2 separate regions of the Homo sapiens genome follow, and region 2 is linked to region 1. Evidence: read pairs that join two places in POLR2A ChIA-PET (ENCODE). Cell type or tissue: GM12878. All regions are shown on one strand. Each heading gives the region's core, and the rest is flanking DNA. Links, peaks and the distances in the headings are about the cores only.

Evidence for each region. Peaks named below come from ENCODE experiments on the same cell type or tissue, not always from the same donor. Only the 100,000 strongest peaks of a DNase experiment are listed, where the experiment ranks them.
Region 2: POLR2A ChIA-PET joins it to region 1 with 5 read pairs; 2 of 35 experiments call an interaction of 5 or more read pairs at or near these places.

The regions. Positions count from the first base shown.
Region 1 is chr10:101,997,457-102,000,374 of GRCh38, forward strand. The region is part of intron 15 of ARMH3 (armadillo like helical domain containing 3); the gene reads right to left. Among named protein-coding and RNA genes, the nearest start is that of ARMH3, 57 kb to the right of the region's middle. In GM12878, for the core only: no CTCF peak of the experiment used is centred there; no DNase peak of the experiment used is centred there; H3K27ac peaks cover 965 bases.
Region 2 is chr10:102,249,320-102,252,237 of GRCh38, forward strand. The region is part of intron 1 of GBF1 (golgi brefeldin A resistant guanine nucleotide exchange factor 1); the gene reads left to right. Among named protein-coding and RNA genes, the nearest start is that of GBF1, 5.2 kb to the left of the region's middle. In GM12878, for the core only: no CTCF peak of the experiment used is centred there; no DNase peak of the experiment used is centred there.

The sequences.
Region 1 (2,918 bases), core at 98-2,597:
TGGCGCAAGCCTGTAATTCCAGCTACTCAGGAGGCTGAGGCAGGGGAATCGCTTGAACCCGGGAGGCAGAGGTTGCAGTGAGCTGAGATCGTGCCACTGCATTCCAGCCTGGCGACAGAGCAAGACTCCGTCTCAAAAAAAAAAAAAAAATTCTGGAGAATGGAGAGGAGAGAAGTGATTGGGGAGGGACACACAGGTAGCTTCAACAGCATTAATGTTGTTTTATTTAAGTTGGGTGGTAGGTTCACATATGTTCATTTTATTATTATACTTTATAAGTTATGCTATTTATTATAGTTATTATAAACTTTATACCTTATTATACATATCTATTAAAAGTATCTTTTTGGGTTTAAAGGATAAATATATAAGAAAAAGGAAAAAGATAATATCCTCATGGCGGTGGTGGAAACAGAGCCAAGAAAAAGTTGCTTCTATTGCTGCTAAAAACATAATGAGATGCTGTTAGCCAAGGCATGCAGCAGGGGCTGAGGCAGGAAGAAAGCTGGGCCAATAAAGCCACACAGGAGTCATTTTTGAAATTAACTCTTCATTCCTAACCTTGCCCTTTGCCATATTTAGGTTGCCTGTTGGCCAAGACCACTCATTCTACAATTAATCAGCCTTTAATTTTGCCTTCCATTTTATGGATGGCAAGTGACCAAGACAAAGAAGCTTATATAATCACTAAAGCTAAAAATGAGTTCCAAGGGCCTCAGTTCACTGTGTTATATCCGGCAAAGCTAAAAGTTCATTTTCTAGGTCACATCCATGCAGTGTCTCTATTCTGTGGTTGCTGCAATACTTCTAGAGAAAGGAAGAGGTTACCATTTCCATAAAGAAGCAATGGCTTCAAGAAAGTGATACACAAGTCTGGTTATCCTTGCTTACCAGATCTCTCTTGCCAAGTCTCAGAGGTTCAGCTATCTCTGCAGCTCCCAATGGACTGTTTTATGTTAGGAGTTAGTGACATGGACTACTTAAATCTATCTCATCCCTGATATAGCTCTCTCTTTCTTGAAAGAGAACACTTGCAAAACATAAAGGAAGAAAAAAGTCTAAGTTTGCAAGGCAGAAATCTCCAAGAGCTAATACAATATGTCTGAGTGTAACATATCTTAGACTCTGCCCACCCAGGCTCCTTTCTGCTCTGGCAATTCTTCATTTCCCATACTTACCTTTTAGCTCTCCTGTCTCTGTCTACCAATGTTTCTTTCTCACTCTAAAAGTCTCCGAATCCTGGTCTTCTCCTCCTATGCAGTTCTTGCCTTTCAGCTCCATTCTTAGACTTCTGAAAACTCTCCAACCAGAAACCTACCTACCTCACTTGGCAAATAAGAGACTTCTAGAGTATACTTAATGCCTAAGGGAAACTTAAACCACCTACAAGGCATTAATCTCTCCTCACAGAAAGTAAAGTGGCAAAAACCATAGTATTTCAGCAATTTTGCTTCTAAAGTGGAAATGGTTTTTTTGTTATTTAGGAATCTGAAGTTCATCTGTGGACCATAATTTAAGAACCCAAATATAAACTACTGGACAGTTAGTTCCTAAAAAGGATTTAAAGATTCTTATAAAGAAGCCTTAAAAAGGAAGAATCTATGCCAAATTGTTAAGAGTGATTAACTCTGGAGAGTTTAAATTACAAAGAACTTTCACTTTCTAAGTTAACTATTGCTAGAATGTTTTAATTTTTAATAAGAATATTTCAATTATTTTTGTAATTAGGAAAAAAAATCCTTTTTTTTTTTTGAAACAGAGTTTTGCCCTTGTTGCCCAGGCTAGAGTGCAGTGGCATGATTTTGGCTCACTGCAACCTCCGCCTCCCGCATTCAAGCGATTCTTATGCCTCAGCCTCCCAAGCAGCTGAGATTACAGGCACCCACCACCATGCTTGGCTGATTTTTGTATTTTTAGTAGAGACAGGGTTTCACCATGTTGGCCAGGCTGGTCTCAAAGTCCTGACCTCAGGTGATCCTCCCACCTAGGCCTCCCAAAGTGCTGGGATTACAGGTGTGAGCCACAGCGCCCAGCCAAAAAATCCTTTTAAATAGGAGAAGCCCACTGGATCAATCTGTAGGTACCAAAAGAAATGCTAATAAAAATGTTCATTAAAATGCTAGCTTTGTGTCCCAAAAAAGCAAGCATTTTGGGGACAAATGGGGATACTGAAATAGGGACTAAATATTACATGATACTACAGAATTATTGTTGACTTTCTTAGATATAATAATGGTATTCTGGATATCTAGGAAAATGTCCTTAACTTTAGGTGATACATGTTAAAATATTTATGTGTAAAGCAGAATCATGATGTCTGCAACTTCATTTAAAATGATTCAGCCAGGCCGGGCGTGGTGGCCCATACCTGTAATCCCGGCACTTTGGGAGGCTGAGGTGGGCGGATCACAAGGTCAGGGGTTTGAGACCAGCCTGGTCAACACAATGAAACCCCGTCTCTACTAAAAATACAAAAATTAGCCAGGTGTTGTGCCACATGCCTGTAGTCCCAGCTACTCCAGAAGCTAAGGCAGGAGAATGGCTTGAACCTAGGAGGCGGAGGTTGCAGTGAGCCTTGGTTGCAATTGCACTCTAGCCTAGGCAACAGAGCAAGATTCTGTCTCAAAAAAATAAAAAATAAAATAAAATAAAATGATTCAGCCAAAATAACAACAACAACACACAGAAAGAAATTTAAGTGCAAACCAAGTATGGTAAAATGTTCATGAGTATATAGGTAAATCACTTCACAATTATTTTCAACTTCTGTATACTAGAATTTTTTCATTACAAAAAATGGAAGAAAAAATGCTAGCTCAGTGTCACCATGAAATCAAAGGCTTACTTCCAGGCAATCCTAAAACTGGGATATATTCCACTTATATCAGGTTCCTAGAGCAGTCAAATTTATAGAGGCA
Region 2 (2,918 bases), core at 154-2,653, 250 kb after region 1:
TTTGTTTTATTTTTCATCTCCAAGCTGGCAGAAGGGACAGCTTTGGACATATTAGTAGCTTACCTTGTAAACGGTTTTTGAGATACTCTCAGAATCTCCACAGGGGGAGGAGATGGCATGCTAGAGCTGAGGTACCCTGGTCACCCGATTATCAGGTCTGGGAGGATTTTCCAGTGATGCATTGTCAGGGCACCAGCTTTTTTCCCAGTTTAACCTTCTTTTACTTCCACCCTTTAAGTAAATTTCTTGAGCTCAGTAAGTTGTTTCCTAGTTTAGTAACTTTGGTTATTCTCAATAAAGCACAGAACTATGATGTGTTCCTAGGCCAGCTCTGGAAATGTTAAAAGCTCTGCATCTTTAGTGTTTCTCTGGCTTTTTTTTTTTTTTTCTCTGATGGAGTCTTGCTCTGTTGCCCAGGCTGGAGTGCAGTGGTGTGATCTTGGCTCACTGCAACCTCCGCCTCCTGGGTTCAAGCAATTCTCCTGCCTTAGCCTCCCAAGTAGCTGGGACTACAGGTGCACGCCACCACACCCAGCTAATTTTTGTATTTTTAATAGAGATGTGGTTTCACCATATTGGCCAGGCTGGTCTTGAACTCTTGACTTCGTGATCCGCCCACCTCGGCCTCCCAAAGTGCTGGGATTATAGGTGTGAGCCAATGCGCCCAGCCTTCTCTGGCTTTTAAAGGTATTGAGTGAACATAAACCTTAGAAGGGCCTATTGCTGGTCCTTTAGCTCCCTACTACCATCTACCTTTTCAGAAAGTCCATCAGTTTTTCTTGGTTTGCCCAGCTCTGTATTAGACACAAAGGCATCATGAAAAAGAAAAACAAAATTGCGCTTTTGCCTTTGGAGAATTTATTTGCTAGTTGGATAAGAATAATTTTTTTTTGAGACAGAGTCTCTCTCTGCCACCCAAGCTGGAATGCAGTGGTGTGAGATCTCGGCTCACTGCAACCTTTGCCTCTCAGGCTGAAGTGATCCTCCCATCTCAGCCTCCTGAGTAGCTGGGACTATAGGTGCGTGCCACCACGCCTGCCTGATTTTTGTGTTTTTTGTAGACACAGGATTTTACTATGTTGCCCAGAGTCCAGTGGTGTCATCATAGCCCATTGCAGCCTTGATTTTTTTTGGCTCAACTGATCCTCCTACCTTAGGCTCCCTAGTGGCTGGAACTACAGGCATGTATCACTATGTCCCACTAATTTTTTTTTTTTTTTTTTTAATTTATGTTGCCTAGGCTGGTCTCTGACTCCTGAGCTCAACCATTCCTCCTGCTTTGGCCTCCTAAAGTGCTGGGATTAAAGATGAGAGCTACTGCACCTGGCCAAGGAAATGTTTAAAAGTGATTAAGAGGCCGGGCGTGGTAGCTCATGCCTGTAATGCCAGCACTTTGGGAAGTCAAGGGAGGCAGATCACCTGAGGTCAGGAGTTAAAGGCCAGCCTGGCCAACATGGTGAAACGCTGTCTCTACTAAAAATATAAAAATTAGCTAGGCGTGGTTGTGGGCGCCTGTAATCCCAGCTACTCGGGAGGCTGAGGCAGGAGAATCACTTGAACCCTGGAGGTGGAGGTTGCAGTGAGCCGAGATTGCGCCACTGCACTCCAGCCTAGACGACAAGAGCGAAACTCTGTCTCAAAACAAACAACCAAACAAACACAAAACCAAACCCCATAAAAGTGATTAAGAAAAAAAAAAAAACCACTTAAACACTAGTGTACTAAAAACAGCTATTTAGAGCCAAAGAAAATAAGGCATATATGAAGAATTGACAGTTACATTAAAAATTATATATTTCACAAAAATGTGAATGTGCAAATAACACTTAAGGAGATGTCAGGAAGATAGACGTGAAAAAAGAAGCATTATGATATGGCTGGTAGGTAAATGTGGGTTCTTTTTACCTGTATGGAAGGTTTGTAACTTCTGGTAGAGAAGCAAATATATATTATCAAAAAAAGGTTTGCCAGTGTGGCTCAGAGTTATTGTCTTCTATGAAGTCATTTTTCTCATGAGGTGGATGTGTGCTGTACCACTCTTGAAGAGTCAGTCTTGATGTTATTTCATTTGTTCATCTAGTATTTATTGATCATTTTTCTTACTATGTGTCAGGCTTTGGAGATAAAAGGGTAAATAAATCATGGTCTTTCCCCCTGAGATAGAGCCTGATAGTCCCATGGTGGTGATACACTAAATAAATAATTATAAATTAGTATAAGATGTGTTTATTTTTATTTTCATTTATTTATTTGAGGCAGAGTCTCACTCTGTCACCCAGGCTGGAGTACAGTGGCACGATCATACCGCAAGGCAACCTGGAACTCCTGGGCTCAAGTGATCCTCCTGCCTTAGCCTCCCAAGTAGCTGGGACAACAGGTGTGCGCCACCACACCTGGCCAATTTTTCTTTATGTTTTGTAGAGACAGGGTCTCGCCATGTTGCCTAAGCTGGTCTTGAACTTCTAGGCTCAACTGATGCTCCCTCCTTGGCCTCCCAAAGTGCTGGGATCACAGACATCAGCCACTGTCCCCAGCCAAGATATGTTTAGAGATAACTACAAAGTGCTGTGGGTGGCCGGGCATGGTAGTTCATGCCTATAATCCCAGCACTTTGAGAGGCCGAGGCAGGCAGATCACTTGAGGTCAGGAGTTTGAGACCAGGAGTTTGAGACCAGCCTGGCCAACATGGTGAAACCCCAACTCTACTAAAAATACTCTGCTAAAAAAGTGGAAAAAAGGGCTGGGCGCAGTGGCTCACACCTGTAATCCCAGCACTTTGGGAGGCCGAGGTGGGCAGATCACCTGAGGCCGGGAGTTTGAGACCAGCCTGACCAACACGGAGAAACCTCATCTCTACTAAAAATACAAAATTGGCCCGGCATGGTGGCGCATGAATGTAATCCCAGCTGCTGGGAGGT